Regions from separate parts of the Homo sapiens genome. Here region 1 is linked to region 2. Evidence: read pairs that join two places in POLR2A ChIA-PET (ENCODE). Cell type or tissue: GM12878. All regions are shown on one strand.

Evidence for each region. Peaks named below come from ENCODE experiments on the same cell type or tissue, not always from the same donor. Only the 100,000 strongest peaks of a DNase experiment are listed, where the experiment ranks them.
Region 1: POLR2A ChIA-PET joins it to region 2 with 10 read pairs; 2 of 35 experiments call an interaction of 5 or more read pairs at or near these places.

The regions. Positions count from the first base shown.
Region 1 is chr11:67,801,276-67,809,275 of GRCh38, reverse strand. It overlaps the pseudogene FAM86C2P. Among named protein-coding and RNA genes, the nearest start is that of LINC02754, 79 kb to the left of the region's middle. RefSeq lists enhancers at 2,481-2,980, 2,981-3,482, 5,281-5,780, 5,781-6,282 and silencers at 3,226-3,535, 3,846-3,895. In GM12878, no CTCF peak of the experiment used is centred here; a DNase peak (open chromatin) is centred at 3,465; H3K4me3 peaks cover 1,318 bases; H3K27ac peaks cover 823 bases.
Region 2 is chr11:68,261,780-68,269,779 of GRCh38, reverse strand. C11orf24 (chromosome 11 open reading frame 24) reads left to right here. Exons shown (of 4, transcript NM_022338.4): 2 at 1,529-1,726; 3 at 5,914-6,088; 4 at 6,862-8,000. The coding sequence starts at 6,013. Among named protein-coding and RNA genes, the nearest start is that of C11orf24, 6.2 kb to the left of the region's middle. RefSeq lists an enhancer at 1,303-2,502 and a silencer at 6,812-7,012. In GM12878, no CTCF peak of the experiment used is centred here; a DNase peak (open chromatin) is centred at 3,099; H3K4me3 peaks cover 2,995 bases; H3K27ac peaks cover 3,350 bases.

The DNA.
Region 1 (8,000 bases), 460 kb after region 2:
GCTGAGACTACAGGCGCACACCACCATGCCCAACTAATTTTTTTTTTTTTGTACAGATTAGGTCTCACTCTGTTGACCAGGCTGGTCTCCTGACCTCAAGTGATCCTCTTGCCTTGGCCTTCCAAAGCACTGAGATTACAGGCATTATCCCGTGCCTGGCCCTCTTTCTACACCTCAATCATTGTATCATTAGCCTGAGCTGCCCATATTCCTTATTCTGCCCATCCATGACCAATCTCCTCCTTTAACATAACTTCCATCTCGATATCATGGGGCCTGCTGGGCACTGCAAACAGCCTAAGGAAAGTGGAAATTTTACTTAACCTTAAATTCTATTACAATGTCCACATTGAACATAATTTATATTTGAACTATAAAATTTTCTGTAAGTTGAAACATGACTTATAAAGGTCTCTACACCCTGAAGCAACGTTTTAGAAAGATATCAATTGGTGCTTTTCTGCAGAAACCATTAACCATAGGAGAGATAAAGGAAAAACTTCAATGTACTGATTGAACTTCCATGCCCATAGCTTAATTTCTAAAAGGCAACCATTCCATACTGTTAAACTGACTTAGGTTGTTATTGCTGTTATTAAAGAGACCCTCAAAGCTAGAAGTTGAACCTTGACTGTAGTTCTTGCACGTACACGCACACTCTTGCAACTGAAACCACTCAGATTGTCCTAATGCTGTTCCCCATAGCAACACCACCTGGAATTTTACGTTTGATTTTAAGCATCAGTCCTAATCTTCACTTGCACCCGAACACACTGCACCTGTGAGAGCCACGTGACATTAAAAAAATCCCTTCAGTGAGGCCGGGCATGGTGGCTCACGCCTGTAATCCCAGCCCTTTGGGAGGCCAAGGCAGATGGATCGTGAGGTCAAGAGATTGAGACACTCCTGGCCAACATGGTGAAACCCTGTCTCTACTAAAAATACAAAAATTAGCTGGGCGTGGTGATGCGTGCCTGTAGTTCCAGCTACTCGGGAGGTTGAGGCAGGAGAATCGCTTGAGCCCGGGAGGCAGAAGTTGCAGGAGCCGAGATCACACCACTGCACTCCAGCCTGGCAACAGAGGGAGACTGTCTGAAACAAATAAATCCCTTCAGTGCCTTGATCCTTCCAGATTCAGATCCAAGATAGATGACATTTGTCCCTCATCCGAGTTCAAACACCAAGATAAAGATTTCTTCTGGCCGGGCGCGGTGGTTCACGCCTGTAATCCCAGCACTTTGGGAGGCAGAGGCGGGCGGATCACCTGAGGTCAGGAATTTGAGACCAGCCTGGCCAACGTGTTCAAACCCTGTCTCCACTAAAAATAACAAAAATGGCTCGGCATGGTGGCTCACACCTGTAATCCCAGCTACTCGGGAGGCTGAGGCAGGAGAATCGCTTGAACCTGGGAGGTGGAGGTTGCAGTGAGCCGAGATCGCGCCATTGCACTCCAGCCTGGGCAACAAGAGAGCAAAACTCCGTCTCAAAAAGAAAACAAAAGAAAAGATTTCTTCTGCATGCATGGCTCAGCTCTGTGGTCCGCTAGGGTCCTTCCTCAATCCGCTTGCAACCTATGGAATTAGGAAAGACTGAACCAACCTAGATTTATTAATATTTTAGTATAACATAATACAGTGTTACTTATCATAGCATTGACCGTATATGCCCTTTTGCTCCTTGGAGGAAAGGTAATTAATAGCTATTATGTGAGTTAATAAAATAAGCCCAGGATTTATGAGTGTAACTAACCTGTTCCCGTTGGTTTTCCTTGTCTCCTGCAGGCAGAGAGCTGATCAAAACCACAAAAGCAAAGCAGTGCCCCTGGCCCAGTTCTGAAGCCAAGCTTCCTTAACCACCCAGACCCATCTCTGGTTACGACTTGCTGTGGATTCTCAGGTGACTCCATCTCAGGATACAGGGACTGAGAGGGTGTATGCAATATCTCAGACCCAGAAACTGTTGATTCTGTCTAAAAACACAGCAATAACCACATCCCACCCTCTTGATTTAAATGAAAGTGTTTGGGGGAATAAAAGATGAACCTTTTTTTTTTCTTTGTCAGATCTTGCGCTCATTTGGTTCTGGTGGGGAACAACAGCTGTGAGAGAACACGTGTATTCAATTAGAATTAATCCCCCTCTCTTATTCTCACAGCTGAGCAGGACTCAAGTGCCTCTCATCTGAAAGAGGTAATAAGATTTAATCTGTCTCCTCATCTACCTTCTGCAAGTATACTGAACAAATTAGCTCTCGGGACTCTTCCAAATGGAGTTTTATGAGGGATTTGCTAAGGTAAACGTTTTAGACTTTGAACACAGTTCAGATTTCAGGGGCAGTACTGAAATCTCAACACACAATAACTTTGAACTAAAGACACGTTCAACTCAAGACACAATAACTTTGAACTAAAATAATTATATTTTTGTTGTTTTCCACTCTGTCCCCACGTCTATATCACCACCACCCCCAATTCCGCCCCCCAGGAGCTAACTCCTCCTTCCTGTCCCTGCAAGATTAAAACTCCTCCTGGAAGCCCCGCTAGCTCTGTCTGCTCGCCTTCGTGGCAGATATCGCTATTGTACTTTTATACTCATTTGTGTGATAAGTACTTCAATGTCCACTTCTTCCACGACCCCCTGAGCCCCTGGAGGGCCTGGACCACACCTAGTTTTTCTCACTGTTACATCTCCCTTGCCAGACACATGGTAGGAGCTTCATAAGTATTTGGTGAACGGATGGCTTGTTTGGTGACAGTCCAAAGGCTGGGGGACAGAGGGAAAGCTCCTTCCTATCGGGCTCCAGATGTGTGGCGCTGATGGAGAGGAGGCTAGGATAACGCCTCCAGGACAGAAGCGCGCACCCCTAAGGCCCCTGCCAAAAAGACCTTCCTGAAGGCGGAGGAACTGCGAGAGTGCCTACGTTGGCCCAAGGCCTGACCCGACGATCCCGGGGACCCTCGCCCTAACCGGCCCCGCCTCCCGGGCCCCTAACCCGGACTCGGCCCCGCCCAAAGCTCCGGATCCTGGGGCCCGCCCCTGGCCCCGCTTCGGCAGACCGTGGGCTCGCTCCTGGGCCTGCCTCAAACCCTCCGCAGGTAACGCCTCCCGAACTTGAGCCACACTCCAAACCCCTCCTCAAACCCCTCCCCGTTTCTCACACCCTGGACCCCTCGCTCCGTCTCGGCCCCACCCCAAGCCCAGCTCCCTCTCGGCCCCTGAGCCCAGCCCCGACCCGCCTCCCAGTCCCTTGGTCCCTACCGACACCTGCCCCTCCCTAAGCTCCGCCTCCCAGGGCCCGCCTCCTGAGCGCAGCCCGCAGCCCGGACTCTGCCCCGCCTCCCGGACCCTGGGCCCCTCCCCATGTCGGCCCGTCCTAAGCTCCGCCTCCCAGAGTCCGAGCAGCGCCTGGCCACGTGCTACGACATAGTCAACGCCCCGCCCTGGCCCCGCCTCCTGAGCCCTTCTCCGGGTCTGCCCTTAGCCCCGCCCTAAGACCTGTCTCCTGGGCTCTGCTCCGAGTCTCGCCTCCTGAACCCAATCATCGTTTACCCCCACCCTAACGCCCCGCCTCCAGGACCCTTATCCTGCCCCCACGCAAGGCCCCGACTCCAGGACGCCTCCAACCTGGACGCTTCCGAAGCCCCGCTTCCAGGATCGCCCTGTCCTGGCCCCGCCCCAGGACCCGCCAACCAGAACTCTCCCCAGGACCTGCCCCAACGACGCTTATCCTGGCCCTACCCCAGGCCTCGCCCTCATGACGCTCATCCTGGCCCCACCCCAGGTCCCGCCTCATAACGCTCATCCTGGCCCCGCCCTAGAGCCGCCCCCACGACTCTCCTCCTCACCCTACCCCCAGGCCCCGCCCCCTCTCTGCCCCCGCCCACTGCCCTGGGCCCGCCCCCTCTTCAGTCCAGGCCTGGCTTCCGCCCGGTCTCCGGGCAACGCTGCGGCCCCGCCCACGTCATGGCGCCCGAGGAGAACGCGGGGACCGAACTCTTGCTGCAGAGTTTGGAGCGCCGCTTCCTGGCGGCGCGTGCACTGCGCTCCTTCCCCTGGCAGGTGGGCGGCGGGGCGAGCGGAGAGGCCCGCGGGGCTCGCGGGAGTCCAGGGGCAGATGGGATGGGTCTCTGTGCTGAAGCCCCCGGCGCTCACGCCACGTGAGTGCCTGGGCTCCCGCCGGTCAGGTCCGCGCGACCCGTTTCCCGTCCCTGGGGCCTGGCCAGAGTCGCTCGCACCCCTCCTGCCCCGCGTGCTGGCGGCGTAAGCTGGGGGCCTCTCCACCATCTTGGGGGGCAGAGGCGCACTCGTTGTGGGGTACAGTTCACTATCATTTTCACGACTTTTTAAAGGCAGTAACCGTTCTGGTCACTGGGACAGAGCTGCCCTCGCCCATTCTAAAAAGTCAGCGCCCTCAGGACCGCGGGTAACCACGTCCTCCTGAGCGTGGTGACCAGGTCACAGGCTGTCCCTCGTGCCTCAGTGTTCTCATCTGTATGTCGAGCACTGCACAGAATTGGCTCATGCTCTGAGGCTCTCACGCCTGTGATGGAAGAGACAGAGAAGGGGGTGGCCTCTCGTCTCCCTGGGGACCTGCCATTCTCAGCACAGGCGCATGGCAGGCAGCAGCCTCCCTTCTGCCAGTAGAGGGGCTTAATGCACCCGGCCCCATTTGTAATCCATGTGCGGTGAGCTCACTGGGATGAGTCAGTTTGGATATATATTCCTCCCTGGGTCTGCCCCATTTTATGGGGTGTTGCTTAATCATTTGCGCTATTCCATTGACATGAAATATTTAGCACTCAGAGATCATTTCTGGTCAGGAGAAATTTGTGCATTTTTAACCCAAAATAGAAACCTTCATAAAAGCATCATAGGTCTCCATTCAATATTGACTATAATTGTTCACATGCCACGCTGAAAGCTAACTTGGGCTCACCCTCAACACCCACGAGGTGGGTACTATTATCATCACTCACATTTGACCAGAGGGATTGTTTGATTAGGTGCAGTAGTTGAGAGTTCAGACCCAGGAGACAGCCTGCCTGCTTCGAATCCTGGCCCAACCCCTGGCCCTGTGTGACCTTGGGCAAGTGCATCTCTCTGTGCTGTTGTTTTCTTATTAATAAAATGGGGGATATAATGATACCTACCTCTTAGGGTTGTTGTCAGGGTTGAGTACAAAAGCCTGTGGATCAGTGCCTGGCTCATGGTAAATGCATGTTGGTGTTAGCTAGTGTTTTTATTCAGTCTCAAAATGTTTAATAAATGCCTTCCGTGAGCCAGGCACCATGGATCAGCAGTACCTATGACAGATGAGGCTCTGCTTGCATGGGAGAGCCAGAGAATAAACAAATAAATGAAGAAACAAGAAAAGACCAGATGAGAGTGGCTTTAAAGCCAATAAAACAGGGAAATGGTGAATGGAGCAACTGGGGAGAAGAGTCACCAAAGTCGGGGAATCAGGGAAGCCTTCCCCAAAGAGGTGGCATTTGAAATGGGGCCTGAGTGGTGAAGCAGCCAGCCATGGGAAGGGCTTGGGGAACAGGATATGCAAACGTCCTGTGGTGGAAACAAGCCAGCTGTTGTTGAGGAACAACAGCAAGGCAGCCAGTGTGGCTGGAGTGGAGTGAGCAGGGTGGGCCAGGGGCGAGGGAGAACAGGCCAGAGAGAGGGATTAGGACCAGGTCTTGTAGGACCTTTTACGGCATGGAAGGAGCTCTGAAGCAATGAAGTGCCTTGCCCTGTGTCACATACCAGCCGAGACAGTCTACCTAATTCGGGAGCCAAAGTTCGCTGCTGGGCTTGAGGCCCCTGTAAGAGGACAATGTAACCCAGGCTGGTATGGGAACATTCTGCATTTCCACTTAAACTCAGATGGCAAGCCCATCAAACCTTGGTGCCATGGCTGCCCTGGTAACCAGTGCAATCCTGGCTGACAAGTGCAACCAGGGAGCTGGCCCATGACCCGGGTGGCCGCTAAGTAGCCAGGACTAATGCGGCCAAGAGTCAGTCTTCTAGCCTTCTTCCTGTGACTCATCCAGGTGCACCCTGCAACATCTGAAGGTCAGGCTTTCAGCTGCTGTGGCTTCCACTTCCAACTGGCTCCACGTCCCCGGGGAGAGATCACACAGCGCTTTGCCAACACATTCTATTGCGTGCTTAATGTTCCTGTGAATGCACCCTTGAGATTTCTCTCTCTCCCCTCCACACAGAGCTTAGAAGCAAAGTTAAGAGACTCATCAGATTCTGAGCTGCTGCGGGATATTTTGCAGAAGGTAAGAATTCCAGAGTCCCTGGGACTCATGACCCTGCCTCCTGAATCTCTCCGGAAGACCTGAGAGAAGAAGCACAGGTGTGCTTGTACCCTTTAAAAACACCCCTGTTCAAAGAACAAAACCATTGAGTCAGCACTGCAGGTGGGTGTCGTCACCTCCGACAGCTCCAGCTCTTTCATTTTCTAAGACTTAGACAAAGACATCAGAATATACAAAAATCTGCATGAGAGGGGGGAATCTAGGGAAAGTTTTTAAACCATCCACAGCAAAAACAGAGATGACAGGTGCAAAACAGCTTCTAGAATTTGGTAGATGTTCAGAGACTTTCTTTTTTGCATTCATGAGGCCTGTCCTGCCCACTCCTGTCTCTTCTAGACCTAAATGGGCCCTTACTTTGCCCAGGGTGGGGTTTGGACTCAAGAGCATCTGCATGCAGGTGAGAGGCAGGATCACCACCCGGCCCAGCCACAGCCTGACCTTGGCCTTGAGGGCCAAGTGCAGATCACCCTGCATCCTGGGTCTTCACCTTCGAAGGGCCATGAGTCCTTCTGAAAAGAGAAAGCAATAGACTCCCTCCCAGAAAGAAGTGCACCAGAAGAATACATTTTCCATACAAACTCGAGGCAGACATCCTCCACCCCCACCCACCCAGCCCATCCTAGGATCCCCAGTGAAGAATTCCTGTGCTAGAGGTGAACCAAGATTATCCATGTGGAAAAGATGCAGCCACAGCAGGGAAGACTTTTGGGGCAATGCAGTAGGTCAGGGCTTCGAGCATGGAGATACCTGAAGTTATCTCGCACCCTGCTCTGAGTTTCACCCTGAGCCTCACTCTCGTAGGTGGTGAAGCATGAAATGTAGGGATAGCTGCTTTAAAACCCAGCAGAAGGCTGGGCGCACTGGCTCACACCTGTAATCCCAGGACTTTGGGAAGCTGAGGTGGATGGATCACCTAAGGTCAGGAGTTCAAGACCGGCCTAGCCAACATGGCAAAAACCCATCTCTACTAAAAATACAAAAATTAGCTGGGCGTAGTGGTGCACGCCTATAGTACCAGCTACTCAGGAGGCTGAGGCAGGAGAATCGCTTGAACCCAGGAGGCAGAGGCTGTGGTGAGCCAAGATCGGGCCACTGCACTCCAGCCTGGGCAACAGAGCGAGACTGTGTCAGAAAAAATGAAAAACCAGCACGAGCATGAAGAGCCTGTGTATTGCGTGGGGTACTTTGCTGCCCTTGGGCAGAATCTGCATCCCTCCCAGCCAGCAGGCACTGCAGACTGTCTCCTCCCTCTCCCTCCAGGCTCCTGTTTTCCCACCATCCCCACTCCTGCTGCACCAGTCCCTCTGCCCTCCTTTCCAAGTGCCAGGACATGGCCACCTCAGAGCTTGCATCACCTGTTGCCACTGTCTGGAACTTGCTCGTCCTGCACTTGGTTTCTCTCGGCTTTAGCTGGAGTGTCACCCAGAGCGTCCCCTCCCCTCCATCCCATCCCCAGGAACACACGCTGCAAGAGAGCAGTTGCCAAGTGGGCCTTCCCTCCTCTTCCATAGAGCCAGACAGTTGGCGACTGTCTTTACTGCAAACCCTGGTTCACACTGGCTCCCCTGGGAGGGAGGTGGTTTGGGCCCACGTGCCCTGCGTTCTTGCTCAGAATGGGCATTAGAAATGCTGCCATAGCCTGTGACACTGCAGTGGAAGCATTTTTAGGAAATGGCTTATATCATAA
Region 2 (8,000 bases):
GGCTGGGAGGGAGTAAGTGGTGATGGTATCCAGCAGAAGTTTCCTGAGAAACCCGTGGAGTGTCCTGATATAGCCTTGTGGACCTGCTCCGTGTGTGTGCCCTCACCTTTGTGTGTGTGATTTTGCATGTGTATGTGTGTGCCTGTGTGAGTGCACATGTGTGGTGGCATGTGTGCATGTGCAGATGGACATATGTGCAGCTGTGCGCACACAAGCGTGTGTGACTAAGTGCATGTATGTGTGGCTGTGTGTGCACACGTGGGCATCTGTGTTGGGAGCAGGCCCATGGTGGTCCTTGATATCACCACCTACTGATAACCTTCCCATGATAAGAGGTGACGAGCTGTTTCTGTAATCTCCTGAGTACGCGTTAAATATTCATCAATGAGAGAAGCATTTGTGCCGGTTGACATCTTTGCATTATGGCTTTGCTCCTGGATTCCTCCGAAGTTTTGGTTGGCTCCTAGGAAAATGTCTCTCCTGATATATAGATCGTGTAGTCTCTCTAAATTATGGAAATCAGCATGTGAAACTGTATCAGGTGGGATAACTCTGTGCCTTTCTGCTTAGTGGCTTGAAGTACTTGAAGAAAATATGCTGTTTTCTTTCCTTGGAGCCTTTCAGAAATGTTTTCCAAAAGTGATACATGCTTGTTAAAAAAAAAAAAAGAAGGAAAGATATGAAGTAGAGAATGAAAATCACAGGTGAATCCATTCCCCAGGGATATTCATTAACATTCTAGTGCAAATCTTTCCAGACCCTTGAATAAATGTCCCTTTTAACAAAAATAGGATCATGGTCCACACGTTGCTGTGTAACCTGCCGTGTTCATTTACTGATGCATGCTATATATCTTCCCATGTCAATAAGTAGAGAGTTGTGTATTTTTAACAGTTGCCATAGTATTTTATATATGAATGGGGCCATACTTGACAGAACTATTCCAGTTTTTTACTCTTTCTAAATAATGCTGTGAGAAATATCTTTGTAGATCATCTTTGGACCTCTGTCTGAGTGCTTCCTTAAAAGAAACTGCAGTAGAAGTTGCTGCATTGGAAGTCGTTGTTGTTTTTTGTTTTGTTTTTTTGAGACGCAGTTTTGCTCTTATTGCCCAGGCTAGAGTGCAGTGGCTCAATCTCGGCTCACTGCAACCTCCACCTTCTGGTTTCAAGCGATTCTCCTGCCTCAGCCTCCCAAGTCGCTGGGATTACAGGTGCCCACCACCACGCCCAGCTAATTTTTTTGTATTTTTAGTGGAGATGGGGTTTCACCATGTTGGTCAGGCTGGTCTCGAACTGCTGACCTCGTGATCCACTAGCCTCGGCCTCCCAAAGTGTTGGGATTACAGGCGTGAGCCACCGCACCCAGCCTGCATTGGAAGTTTTGACATTGAAAGCTTTGATCCATGTTGTCGTTTTCCCAGTGGAATGAATGATCTATTGAATTCTGCTCTTTTTGTGCCTCCCTCCTCACTGGAATTTTCCTTCATGCCTTTCATAAGGAATGTGGACTTTTTTTCAAACTCTAGATGCGTCTGTTACTAGAGTGGAGAGTCTACCTTCGTCTCACATGTGCCACAAAGGATGGCATGGCCCGGGAGTGCCCCACCACGTGGCTTTCACCCCCTGCAAAGCCAGACTTCGCCCAGCGACACAGTGTCAAGCCCACAGCTCTCCAAGGAGGAAGATGGTCCAGGCTGGGAGCATCCCCTTAGCAGCAGCCTCTGGTAAGTGTCCTGGCCCTGCAGGCTGGGCCTGCTTGTTGGGTGATGGGACGGTGAGCCCAGAGGGAGCTTTGCAAGATCATCAGAGGGTCAAGGGAAAAGGAAAGACAGCCAGGCCTTATAGTAACCAAGGAAGGCCCAGGCCCAGTCTGTGGCCCTTAACTGTCAGAGGCCCTGCCTCCATTTTTTTTTGTTTGTTTGTTTGAGACAATGTCTGGTTCTGTGGTCCAGGCTGGAGTGCAGAGGTGCAATCTTGGCTTACTGCAACCTCTGCCTCCCAGGTTCAAGCCATCCTCCCACCTCAGCCTCTCAAGTAGCTGGGACTACAGATGCATACCTGTAGTCCTGGCCAATTTCTGTATTTTTTGTAGAGATGGGGTTCCGCCATGTTGCCCAGGCTGGTCTCTAACTCATGAGCTCAGTCCATCCGCCTACCTCAGCCTCTCAAAGTGCGGGGATTACATGCATGAGTCATTGCATCTGATCAGGAGGCCTTATCTTCTGAGTGGACTGGGGTGGTGGCCCATGAACAGGATGGGGATCACGCAATCCCCTGCAACCCTCTTCGGCTTCGTGACACAAATGCAAGTTACCTCAAGAGGTTCTCCCTGACCTTGGTGATGCCGTGGGCACTCACAGAAGCCTCCTCTGTGCTGCAGGGAGGCTGTGTCTTACTCATGCAGGGTGGTGGAGGGGCGCCTCTTAGCAGAAGATGATGAAAGGCTGTCCCCTCTCAGGAAGGAGAAGGTCCTTGTCTGTTCCAAGGCAAAGAACTGGACAAGAAGGAGGAGGTTCATTCAGTACATTGAGTCTGATCCTCCCTGCTGTAGCTGGAGCACGGTCCCTGAAGCTGGCTGAAGTGCTAAAGCAGGGGCTAGCAAACTGTGGCCGAATCCCACCTGCTGCCTGTTTGTATAAATAAAGTTTTATTGGGACACAACCATGCCCACCATTCACTTCTATTCCAGGGCTGCCTCTGTACCGTAGCGGCAGAATGGAGTAGCTAAGACACAGACCAAATGGCCCACAGAATCCCAAATATTTGCCATCCTGTCCTCTATAGAGAAAGTGTGCTGACCCCTGCCCTAGAGATTTGTAGTGAGGGGGCAGCAGAAGGCCTGGGGCTGGGGTACATTCAGGAGCCGAGACCCTCTTCACCCATAAGAAGCCCCTGCCACATCATCTCACCTTTAACTCACCCAGAGGACCTCAAATCCCGGGCTCGGGCCTGGGGAACATACCAGGGGTGGTAGCATTTTAAAAACATTCGGTAGATGTTACTGGCCCAAGAGAGAGCCATTTAAATACTCATATTTATCAAAAGCCCAGCTGCACTGCCTTGACCCGTGGAGGATTGTGAGTTCTTTGTGCCCGAAACCTTCCAGTTTCAGTTCTGCCTTGCATGATATTGGTTAGTTTCTTCTCTCCCCATCCCCCCCGCCACACTTTTTTCTGTCAGAACAAAGAATGCTTTTTGCACTCTAGATCTGTGGTTTGTAAGGCCAAGTAATTTTTCTAAGCCCCTAACACATTAGGAGCCCTTACAGACCATTTTGAAGAGAAAGCACCATTTGAAGCTAGAGAAAAGTTAGTGACTCTTGGAAAGAGACCGGAAGTCTCGTGGAACACACCAGCCTTCCAGAGGAGTGTGTGCTCTAAGGGCTTTCTCCAGCCCCGGGGCAGCTTGACAACAGTCCACATGGATTACAGGAGGCAGGAAGCCACCCAGGGGCTTCTTGTTGCGCAGTGGCTGCTTTTGCGTAGCTGGAAGTGCTTCTCGGGTGGGCTGCTGGCTAAGCCAGGCGCCATGCTGGGTCCTTGCCCGTGTGATCCCATGTCCCATGTCACTCCCATGCAGCTCAGCGGGGCTCAGAGGTCCTGTGGCTGCACATGTCACTTGGTTAGTGAGCATGGGAGCTGGAGTTGGAACGCAGGCAGTGCTGTTGGCCTCTGTGTGTCCTGCTGGTCTCCCACTCCCCTTGCATGGTCTCTTGACCCTATTACAGTAGCTTCCTCAAGGGAATGACAGTGAATGCTGAAAGAGCTAAAAGGCTGCTTCTGCCACTCATGCATTCAATGGCCCCTTCGTCCCTGAGTGACCAATGGGCAGCTCACCCAGCACCCCAAAGCCCCAGTCTGCCTACAGCTATGCAGCTGGGGCCACACTTTGCTGTGGGCTGCTAAGTGCTGGTTACCTTGTGACTGTTTTCATTATTTTATCTAACAAAACAAATAAACCAAACCAAATAATTTTTTTATAATACATTAAGGGCCGGGCACAATAGCTCATGCCTGTAATCCCAATACTTTGGAGGCCAAGGTGGGAAGATTGCTTCAGCCGAGGAGCTGGAGACCACCCTGGGCAACATAGCAAGAATCCTCTCTCCACACACACAAAAAAAATAGCCAGGTGTGGTGGCATGCGCCTGTGATCCCAGCTGAGGTGGGAGGATCATTTGAGCCTGGGAGGTCAAAACTGTAGTGAGGTACGATCATGCCACTGCAGTCCAGCCTGGGCAGCAGAGCGAGACCCATCTCAAAAAAATAAAAATGTGTTAAGGCGTCCACATCACTTCTGTGGAGCATTAGAATGAAGGAGAGGGCTTTGCTTTACAGCAACTTGGGCCGGCTGTGGGGACCACTGCAGTCTCTGAAGTGGGTCAGTCACTCATTCACTCATGCCTTCATTCATTGAGAGAGCCTCTGTATCAGGTGCCTGGATCGCTGCCCCTCACTGGCTGCCCCTGCCTCCCCTCTTGCTAAAAGCACCTTTCTGTTCTTGTCTAAGGCCCCGGAGGGACTCGCATCCCCCTACTGTGAAATCTAAACTGCCACATGGCTCATGGGGCCTCCTCACGCTCTCCAGACTAATTCCCGCCTCACCACGCTCTTCCTTGCCTCTGACCCTGCTGTTGTCATCTGCTGCTCCCTCTCCACCTGCCTGCCCACCCCCACCCAGCTTTCAGAATGCGGCCCAGGCATCGCTTTCCCAGGAAGCCTTCCTTGGCATGCCGACCACACCACCACTGGCTGAACTGTGTCCTCTGGGCCCCTGTGGCACCCTGTCCTCTGGGGCCCAGCCACCCTTGGGGCTTCTGCCCAGAGTATCAGCCTACCTCACTCTTCAAGGCCTGCCCGCATACTGTCTCCTCCTTGCTTCCCAGCACTGAGTCACACCCTGCACAATGCTTGTGCCAGCCTGCAATGACCTCTTTTCTGTGTCTCCCATGGACTGCAGGTCCCTGAAGAGCTTGTGTGTTTTTCACCTTTTTGTCCTAAGTGTACTGCCTGGCACATGAGAAAGCACTAAGTAAATATTGGATGAAAGGATGGCTGGGTGCATGGATGGGTGGGTGGGTGGATGGATGGATAGATGAACAGATGGATAGGATATGGTGGGTGGATGGATGGATGAGTGGGTGGATGGATGGGTGGATGGATGGATGGATGGATGGATGGACTTATGGATGGACAGGTGAGTAGATGGATAGAATAGTGGGTGGATGGATGGATGGATGGATGGATGGATGGATGAGTGGGTGGATGGATGAGTGGGTGGATGGATGGGTGGGTGGATGGATGGATGGATGGATAGATGGGTAAGTGGGTAAGTGGATGGATGGATGGGTGAGTGGATGGATGGATGGACAGATGAGTAGATGGATAGAATAGTGGGTGGATGGATGGGTGGGCGGGCAGGTGGATGGATGAATGGGTGGATTGATGGATGAATGGTTAAGTAGTATCTCCCATGTGAAAGGCACAGTCACCTGTCACAGGGTGCACATGGGGTGCATTAGGCTTGATTTGTACTCTGCAGACTATGGGGGAAGCTGAGGAGGAAGACTTGACCAGTCTTGGTGATGAGAAGGCCTTCACCCTATGAACACAACCAAGTCTTAGCCCTCTCTCCTGCTCCTTTAAACTCTGAACTCTAGGATGGGAGAATGGGAACTTTTGCAGGTTGAGATTCATAGTGAAATCGGGTCAAGAAGTGATCAGATGCAAAGCACAGGGCAGTTCATTACTATACCATGGCTGAGGTCTTCCTGGGCACCAGGCCCTGGTCTCAGCACTTGGCTCAGTCTGCACCTTGGACCCTGCCAGAGCCCTCCACAGCAGGTGCTCTCAGGCAAGGCTGTGTGTTGCTGGCCAGACGCCTTCTGACCAGCGTGCTTTCTTGACCACAGATCCCTTGGCCAAGCAGGAGGGAACCATTAGCAGCCTGAGGAGCTGGCTGGCTGGGAGCCTCGGGGACCGCCCAGCCTTGCTCCCAGCTCACCCACAAGATGTGGACAGCTCTTGTGCTCATTTGGATTTTCTCCTTGTCCTTATCTGAAAGCCATGCGGCATCCAACGATCCACGTAAGTGAGAAAGCTGTGTGACTGCTGGATGGGCCCACGGTGGCCACAAAGCATGCTGAGCCCTTGAAAGCAGCATCTGCAAACCCAGGCCAACGCGTCAGGAACCGCAGCCCTCCCAGGTGCCGCACAGGGAAGGGTTGTCAGGCCAACCTTCCTTCTCCAGGGCCATGGTGGGCAAAGAGCCCCTAGCAGGACCAGGCAGCTGAGCCCTGAAAGGTTTGCTCGCTTGGCCTGCAAGATTTGATGTCATCTCTAAATTGAATCTTCACTGGGGAATTGATTCCTTCATACATCAGATCTTTAACTGCGTTCCCACTCTGTGCCATTCATTTCCAAGAATTCCTGCAGTGAATCCTTTCACAAAGCCAAGCGTTCTTTTATGATGTGAATACCTGTGCAGTTTATCTGCTTTGTAAACCTGGGTGTGCGTTCAGTGGGCTTTTAATGGTGAATCACACCTGTTGTGTGAGACTTTTACTCTGATGTTTTGGGAATTGGATCAAATAGTGAAGGTCTGAAGCCTTCAATGGGCAGGGGGTTCATAGAGGGCAAAGGAGTTTTAAAATCAAATTGACAAGGGCTTTTTCAATGAGCTGCATGCCAACAGTGGGAAGAGAGATGGGGAGGAAGCATGTTCGCACATCACCTCCCCCGACTCTGGCTGGGCTGAGGAGGGGGCCCCACAGGCCTGGGTGGAAGCCGATCCCTGAGCAATCCCCCTGTGCAGGATTGAACATGATTGTCTCTCTTTTTCTCCTTTTTCTGACTTTAAGGCAACTTTGTCCCTAACAAAATGTGGAAGGGATTAGTCAAGAGGAATGCATCTGTGGAAACAGTTGATAATAAAACGTCTGAGGATGTAACCATGGCAGCAGCTTCTCCTGTCACATTGACCAAAGGGACTTCGGCAGCCCACCTCAACTCTATGGAAGTCACAACAGAGGACACAAGCAGGACAGATGTGAGTGAACCAGCAACTTCAGGAGGTGCAGCTGATGGTGTGACCTCCATTGCTCCCACGGCTGTGGCCTCCAGTACGACTGCGGCCTCCATTACGACTGCGGCCTCCAGTATGACTGTGGCCTCCAGTGCTCCCACGACTGCAGCCTCCAGTACAACTGTGGCCTCCATTGCTCCCACGACTGCAGCCTCCAGTATGACTGCGGCCTCCAGCACTCCCATGACACTTGCACTCCCCGCGCCCACGTCCACTTCCACAGGGCGGACCCCGTCCACTACCGCCACTGGGCATCCATCTCTCAGCACAGCCCTCGCACAAGTGCCAAAGAGCAGCGCGTTGCCAAGAACAGCAACCCTGGCCACATTGGCCACACGTGCTCAGACTGTAGCGACCACAGCAAACACAAGCAGCCCCATGAGCACTCGTCCAAGTCCTTCCAAGCACATGCCCAGTGACACCGCGGCAAGCCCTGTACCCCCTATGCGTCCCCAAGCACAAGGTCCCATTAGCCAGGTGTCAGTGGACCAGCCTGTGGTTAACACAACAAATAAATCCACACCCATGCCCTCAAACACAACCCCAGAGCCCGCCCCCACCCCCACAGTGGTGACCACCACCAAGGCACAAGCCAGGGAGCCAACTGCCAGCCCAGTGCCAGTACCTCACACCAGCCCAATCCCTGAGATGGAGGCCATGTCCCCCACGACACAGCCAAGCCCCATGCCATATACCCAGAGGGCCGCTGGGCCAGGCACATCCCAGGCACCGGAGCAGGTAGAGACTGAAGCCACACCAGGTACTGATTCCACTGGGCCAACACCCAGGAGCTCAGGGGGCACTAAGATGCCAGCCACGGACTCGTGCCAGCCCAGCACCCAAGGCCAGTACATGGTGGTCACCACTGAGCCCCTCACCCAGGCCGTGGTAGACAAAACTCTCCTTCTGGTGGTG